Linked DNA regions of Homo sapiens: region 2 is linked to region 1. A link is a contact called in ENCODE Hi-C or POLR2A ChIA-PET data. All regions are on one chromosome and are shown on one strand. Each heading gives the region's core, a stretch centred on a gene start or an enhancer-like site at or near the end of the contact. The rest is flanking DNA. Distances are from core to core; before and after follow the strand shown.

Region 1 (3,585 bases), core at 812-3,311:
TCAAGTGATTTTCATGCCTCAGCCTCCCAAGTAGCTGGGATTACAGGTGCACACCACCACACCCAGCTAATTTTTGAATTTTTTTTTAGAGATGGGGTTTTACCATGCTGGCCAGGCTGGTCTTGAACTCCTGATCTCAAGTGATCCGCCCGCCTCGGTCTTCTGAAGTGATAGGATTACAGGTATGCCAGTTAATTTTTTTGTATTTTTAGTAGAGACAGGGTTTCAGCATGTTTGCCAGGCTAGTCTCCAACTCCTGACCTCAGGTGATCTGCCCATCTTAGCCTCCCAAATTGCTGGGATTACAGGCGTGAGCCACCGTGCCTGGCTCCTAATGCTGACTTTAATGAGGACCTTCCTAAAGTTGATCCAACTAGTAGTGTTCAAGTCCTTGGACTGAAAAACAAGTTTATGAGCAGCAAGGTCACCTGATTCTGATCATGTGTATGCTGTTTACCCTGAGATGACAGGCCGGTGGCCACAGAAGCTTTCATGAATGCTGCAAAGACTCTACTATCTCTTTGAAGGCTACCAGGGCCTCCACATGACTAAATGCCATAAAAAAGAACCTCATGAATACAGCAAGAATGTGAAAGGAAGGAAGTCACAAAAACACCACATGCTCATGAGGGAAACTCCATTCTGGACACTAAATTTTTAAAGTAAACTTGTTACTTGTTTGCCTAACCTTCTAGGTATCAAATTACATCATCACTAAAAATAATCCCTGCTTTACCCCCAACACACCCACTGGCCATCAAGATCTGCTGCTTAGACCAGACCATGCCCACAGTCAGGAAATAATGGCAGCCCAGACCCATGCGGCTCCCCAGCTCACATCAGCAACAAGTGCCAGCCAAAGGACCTGAACTCTGACCACAGGGATCAGCTCCATGATCAGGGAAAGAGGGTGGTCATGAAGGGCTTACCCATCTCTTCCTTTGCTGACAATCTTCACTTCAAAGTAATAAATGCCACAGGCAGCAGGTATGGGGTGGGTGGCACGCACTGAGGCCGCATCTTTGTGATTTTTGCCATGACCTAACAGGAGAGGGCAAGTAAGAAATTTCAGCAGAAGGAAATGCAAATGGAAGCCTCATTTTTCTCTGCAACTCCTCCATGACAACTCCACTCCTCTGTGGCCAGAGGACGCACTTACACAGGCCGAGGAATCATTAGACAACTGAATAAACACTTAAACCTTCCACCTTTGCCTCACCTCCTCCTGAGAACAGCAGTCCTGCCTGAGACACTGCCCATACAAACAAAACAAGGGTAGAGGCAATGTGAGAGATACTCAAGTGCTGCTGGCAGCCTCTCTAGAATCCAGGCAGCCCACCTGGGAGGCCAGGGGAAGAAGGATGAGGCCGACCTGGAAGACACCCCCCAAACTCTAGCACGGAACCCCAGGCTCAGTCTAGGATGCCTGGCAGGTGGGGAAGCCCATGAGTCTCACGCTAATGGTAGGTATGTGACCACCCCTTTCTTCTAAGCAGTGGCGAAAGGTCCCGCTGCCGTTGGCGCCAGCCTAGGATAAGCACGGAGGCCCTGGAGTGGAAGGTCCGGCCCAGCACTGGGTTTGGACACCTGTTGCGGTTCTCTTGACGGCAGGTGTCTCAGGACAGAGAACAGGCAGTCAGCCCTCGGCCTGTTCAGCCTCACCACCCTGGACATCCTGAAAGGGCCAAGCCCTAACTTGGAGCACCTAGGCAGGGAAAGGGAGGTGATAGGGCGGGGGCCTGGCAGCAGAGCCACCCCACGGACGCTCTAGCCTTAATTCCCCCCAGCCTGACGGGCCGATACCTTTGTAGTGGACGCGGAGGTTGCCCTGGGAGAGACCAATGTAGTTGTATTTGTCCTTGGGGCTCCAGGAGCGCGGCAGCGGAGTCTCTTGCTGGTTGACCGCGGGATACAGGCGCTGCAAGCGCCGGCTCAGCTCCTGCTCCCCAGGGGACGGCAGCCCGCCCCCAGCGCCCCCGCCGGAGGAGTCCCCAGGCTGCGGGTTCCCAGCTCCCGGGTCTGCCGTCGCTGCCGCCATCTTGGAGGGAGCTACTATTGTGTCACTGGGGGCGGGGAGGAGCGGGACCAGATCCGCCCCGCTCAGCCAATGGCCCGTGAGCCTCCCTGGGCCGCAGGGAAACCGAGTCCGAGTCCGGCACCCCTCTTTGGACACTGACACGCCTTACCACATTTCGAACTCCATACCCCACAATGCAGAGCTCTCGAGAGGCGGAGCAACTCGGGCTGGTAGAGAATTCTGGGAGATGTAGTATAACCGTCCTCAGCCATAAGCCTGTCCCATCGAGACGTCGGGACACCGAAAACTACCATTCCCGCCGGCAAAGCGGCTCCGGCCTCTCAGCACACTTCCCTCCCCATGGCCTCTGTTCATCCCCCTGCCTCAGTTCTGGTACCTGGGGTCAAATCGGCTGTAGTGGTTGACTCTCAGGGCACCCGCTGCCGGGTCCCAGTCCACCTTTGCTACTTTGTCCTACTCCCAGCCCGCGGGCGCTAGGCTCGGGGGCGTGGCGCATCCCTGACTCCGCCCCCGCCGCGGGGGGGCCTCTGGGGCCTGGTCGCCATGGCGACCGGCTGTACGCTACCACAGCTTCCCAGGCCGCGGGTGCTGATTGCCCGCCTGCCCGTGGGTCATGGCCTGCCAGCAGTCGCGGTACCACAGCTTCTCGTCCGCGTCGAGGTAGGCGCTGGCAGGGATGAGGGCAGAGATGAGGGTTTGAGTACTTCTAGAGAGGGAAATGGCACTTGATCCGGACCTCTGCACCTCCTGCTGGCCTCTGACCATTGATCTAGGGCTCCAGCACCACAGAGTCAATGGTTAGAATCGGGCTGATTTAGCCCAGTGAAGACGTTACGTGCTAGCAAAACGGTAGGCGCACTTTATCATTACTAGTAACAACCAGCTTGTATTGAATGTACTATATGCCAAATGCTTTATATACCACATTTTTAAATATTTTATTTTTGAGACAAGATCTCGTTCTGTCGCCCAGGCTGGAGTGCAGTGGCACTACTACGGCTCACTGCAGCCTCGACCTCCCGGGCTCAAGCGATCCTTCTACCTCAGCCTCCCGAGTAGCTGGGACTACAGGCATGCGCCACTACGCTTGGCTAATTTTTGGGTGTTTCTTTGTTCGTTTGTTTTTTGTAGAGACGAGGTTTCACCACGTTGCCCAGGCTGGTTTCGAACTCCTAGACTCAAGCGACCCTCCCACTTCGACCTCTCAAACTGGGATTACAAGCGTGAACCCCCACACCCGGCCTACGTACCATATTTAATCCTCACAACAACTGTATAAAGTAGTAATATTACCATTGAACAAGTAAAGAAATACTTTAGAAGCCTGGAGAGATCATCCTCTGGGTAGCTTCTGCCTGTACTCAGGTGTATAGCCTCTGGGTACTGCAAAATATGACCAGCTCCATCAGCCTGGAGAGCCATACATACGGATTAAAACAAAAATTTTGGCTAAATCGTTTTCTAGTTTTGGGACTTCAGACAGGGCCCTTCAAGTTCCAGGCCTCAGCTTATATATCTCAAACATGGGAATGATACAGCCCACCCCA
Region 2 (3,585 bases), core at 508-3,007, 1.3 Mb after region 1:
CATCAGAATAAAATCAAGTTTTCATAACAGTAGAATTCAAACATGGCAGTTGTGGTTCACCAAACTGCTTCAGGGATTAAGTTCTGGAAGGTAATTTCTCTAAATATGATGACTATGTCTCTATGTGCCTTTCTACCAAGTGAACAACTCAGAACGTTTTACATACAACCGAATACAGATTATTTTTATTTGTAGTGTTATCGTGGTTTTGTAACTGAAGGGGACAGGTCTATACTTTTGAAGGGGATCTTGTCTCTTGAAAGGCTTATGTTACTAAGTCTAAAATCCTGTTTCCAAATGAGAATCTTGCTCCCCTCCAAAAAGGGGCTTATGGAGGGTTGGTGGAATTGAATGCTTCCAAACTTTACATTAGTGAAGTGTGTTCAAAAACGTGTGTGGATGCTATGCATACACGTGATACTTCCCATCACATTTTAGGATTCCCACGTTGGAGGGAATCAATTACTGGTATTTGTAGCAATGGGTGGAAAAGATGGCTTCAGTCGATCTGAGTTACTGCAGTTTTCTCCATCTTCTGCTACTCTGCAGCCCCATCTTAGCCTGTCCTCCTCTTAATGGTACGGCCCCCTGTACTCCCCCAAACCCTTTCCTTTCTAGCCCGGCGTAGAGTCTCCCTCTGTGCTCTTCCTCCCACCCACCCCCATCTTCTCCACCCACTCCCTCTCGGCCCCCTCCCACCCTTTCTGCTAGAGCTACAAACACTTCCTATTTCTAGTCCCACCCACTTTCTGGGACTTCTCAATCCGCTTCCCCCCTCTTCTCCACCCCCCTCCAAATTACAAGCTGTTTTAACCCCTTTTCCTGCCTCCCAGGGAAACTATTCTTTAAACCGCCTTCCTCCACACCACCCACTGGAGTGGTCTTCCAAACCGTTCACCCTCTTCCCAAAGATTACTCTTTAAACGTCCTTTCTCTACCACCCTCGTTCTCCAAATTGTTCCCGGTTCTCAAGTACTCCACTCCTCCAGGACCCCACCCCACTCGTCTCTCGGCTTCCCTCCCACAAAAGAACCTGGAATGACTCTCCAACCACCCTTCCAATTACCTCTCCCAGAAGCCTCCCCCCTCCACGATTACAAATGTTACCTGGAACAAAACCTCACGGTCCTAACCCCCACCCCGAACTCCCCTTTCTGCTCTTCCCGCTACTTCCTAGGTTCCAGTTCTACTCCGCTCCCGCAAGCATAGCGGGCTGGGCTCCCTCCCAACCCCGGGAAGAGCCCCTTCCCGCACGTACCTCGAGATTCCGGCCCTCGCCGCCCCCTTCTCCGTCCTCCGCCCGCGCTCGGCCACCCTTTCCGCCCTTCTCCCGCTCCGCCCCGCTCGCTCCCTTCCTTCCCTCCGCCTTCCGTCTCCACACCGCTCCCTTCCCCCACACTCCTGGCCCTCCCACCCCGGAGGCCCCTCCGGGCTTGCCCCCACCTCCGCGCCGCCCTCCCGCCGCCCTCCCCCTTCCCGGCCACCCCTCCCCCGCCCGCGCTCCCCGCCCCTCGGCTCGCCATTCTTCTCTCCGAGCCGCGCGCCCCGCCCGGCCCCGGCTCCCTAGCTTCCCGCTCCCTCGCGCCCTCGCCCCCAATCCCGGCTCGGCCCTCGCTCCCCGCAGCCTCCCGTGCCCCCCGCCCGCGGCCTGACCTGCAATGGCGGCCGCCGAGCGCGGCGCCGCGCGGCCAACGGGCGACAACCGAACCTCCCGCCGCCGTCGCCGCCGCCGCGAGCACTGCCTGCGCACTTCCGACTATGCGCCAGGAGCACTTCCGGGGCAGAGCCTGAGAGCGCGCGCGCACGTGGGGCCGGGGCGGAGAGAGGCGAGCACCGGGAAGGGGAGCGTGGGGCCGCTGGTGAGTTGGGGAAGGGGCGTGGGAAGCGGCTGCGAGAGCTGGGGGGGTCTTACAAGGTGGCCGGCCCAGGGTCGGCGTCCGGCTGAGCTCCTTGTCCCGAGGGTCTCCTTGTCCCGAGGCGGGGTGGGGGCTACTCTGTAGACTCGGGGAGAGGGAAGGGGAGGCGAAGACCGCGCGCGCCTCAGACGCCCCGGCCCGACCGAACGCGCTTGCTCTGTCTGCGGGTTCCTAACCTTGAAGCTAGGCCAGTGAGGGGCGAACAAGACCTGGTCTCTACTCTCGGCCAGTATATATGTTGGCGGGCGTCGGGGGGACGGGGTAGGGTAAGTGACAGACGTCAGACCAGGCAGCCAGATTAAGTCAAACCCTGTCGTTTCTTCCTCAAGAGGAGCTCGGTTCTGCCTGCCCCATCAGCCTCACTGTCACTACCTCAGTTTAGGTCTGTTGTTTGCAAACTTAGCAATAGAGTTGAGGAGAGATGCTTGCTAAAATGCGGATTCCTAGGCGCCCCGAGATAGGAACTCTGGAGCTATGGAGTAGGACCCTTTTTGATTTTTTGCTGAAGCCTCCTTATTATTCAAGCCATTCTGAGCTTTTGAAGATTGAGTAATTCTTGTGGGGGGCATTGTTAGCAGCCATTTGGAAATGAACTTCAGGGAGATGTTGTTGGAGCCTTCCAGCCAGAACAGTGATATTAAGGAACTGAATACTATATGTGACATACTGCAGTTAACATATAGCAATAATGACTCTCTTTTCGCCCCCTAGGAATGGGTGAATTTAAGGTCCATCGAGTACGTTTCTTTAATTATGTTCCATCAGGAATCCGCTGTGTGGCTTACAATAACCAGTCAAACAGATTGGCTGTTTCACGAACAGATGGCACTGTGGAAATTTATAACTTGTCAGCAAACTACTTTCAGGAGAAAGTAAGTCATTTGGGAGTCTGATATGGTGTTTTGATGTTAATTTCTTCTGAAGTTCAAGAAGCTTGTATGTCTTTTATAATCAAACTGATTGAGTGACTTCCTAGCCCCTCTGAAGTTGCTTAGAACTACCAAACTTCTGAGATCTCCTAACTGATAAGAGAAGCTCAGTTTCAATCTGTGTAATGTTGATTAGAAGGGTCCTACCTAGAAATGTGACATCTCACTGCCTGTCATTGGAAACTGAGGTTTGCTGGATCTTTTGGACACAGGAAGGGAAATTGTTGGTATATCAGTCTCAACACCATTGCAGCTTTGGTAAGCAAAATTTCCTGCAGGGAGTATCAGTACTGTTTCATTGTCAATTCAGAAAAAATGATAACACGTTTTAATATCAGAAACTTTTTGGTGATGTGGGAAGATGGATTCCAAAGTTCATCTGTCTGAGAGAATGTAGACCTACATGTCTACATTTGGGAGTAAAGGAGATTTAAAATTAGGTAAAATGTCCTTTGGGTGTATGCAGAGGTCTATTAGTCCTTTTTCTTCTCCCCTCCAAGGGCACTGACTAGTGATTTTCTTCGGGTGCAACATCTTAGTTCATGTTGAATGACTGTTATGTACTGGGTGCTGTGATATAAATGAGTAGATGGGCAAATGAGTGAATTCAGTGCCCAGCAGCCTGGTACCTGGAATTTAGGCATTCTGTAAATGTTTCTCGGTGAATGAGTGGCAAATACTGGGCACTAAGACAAATGTCAGAGGCCCTAACTTTACGGAGCTCAAAGACCAGTGGGAGA

Evidence for each region. Hi-C counts contacts between places; a loop is a spot of excess contacts on that map. ChIA-PET counts read pairs that join two places held with the same protein, here RNA polymerase II (POLR2A). Pooled maps may share reads with other maps.
Region 2: a loop to region 1 is called in a pooled map, with 14 times the contacts of the local background. The contact joins the promoter of CHTF8 here to the promoter of RANBP10 in region 1. A Hi-C loop is called at or near these places in 6 of 50 pooled maps. POLR2A ChIA-PET finds 5 or more read pairs at or near these places in 2 of 52 experiments (activated B cell and activated T-cell).

The regions. Positions count from the first base shown.
Region 1 is chr16:67,804,499-67,808,083 of GRCh38, forward strand. It overlaps RANBP10 (RAN binding protein 10), which reads right to left and starts at 2,062. Exons shown (of 14, transcript NM_020850.3): 1 at 1,804-2,062; 2 at 930-1,041. The coding sequence starts at 2,038. It overlaps TSNAXIP1 (translin associated factor X interacting protein 1), which reads left to right and starts at 2,391. Exons shown (of 16, transcript NM_001288990.3): 1 at 2,391-2,698. The coding sequence starts at 2,652. RefSeq lists enhancers at 1,185-1,805, 1,806-2,425, 2,131-2,360 and silencers at 1,781-2,000, 2,501-2,620.
Region 2 is chr16:69,130,831-69,134,415 of GRCh38, forward strand. It overlaps CHTF8 (chromosome transmission fidelity factor 8), which reads right to left and starts at 1,758. Exons shown (of 4, transcript NM_001039690.5): 1 at 1,654-1,758. It overlaps DERPC (DERPC proline and glycine rich nuclear protein), which reads right to left and starts at 1,758. Exons shown (of 3, transcript NM_001002847.4): 1 at 1,654-1,758. UTP4 (UTP4 small subunit processome component) reads left to right here and starts at 1,819. Exons shown (of 17, transcript NM_032830.3): 1 at 1,819-1,859; 2 at 2,628-2,788. The coding sequence starts at 2,630. RefSeq lists silencers at 1,338-1,487, 1,508-1,867.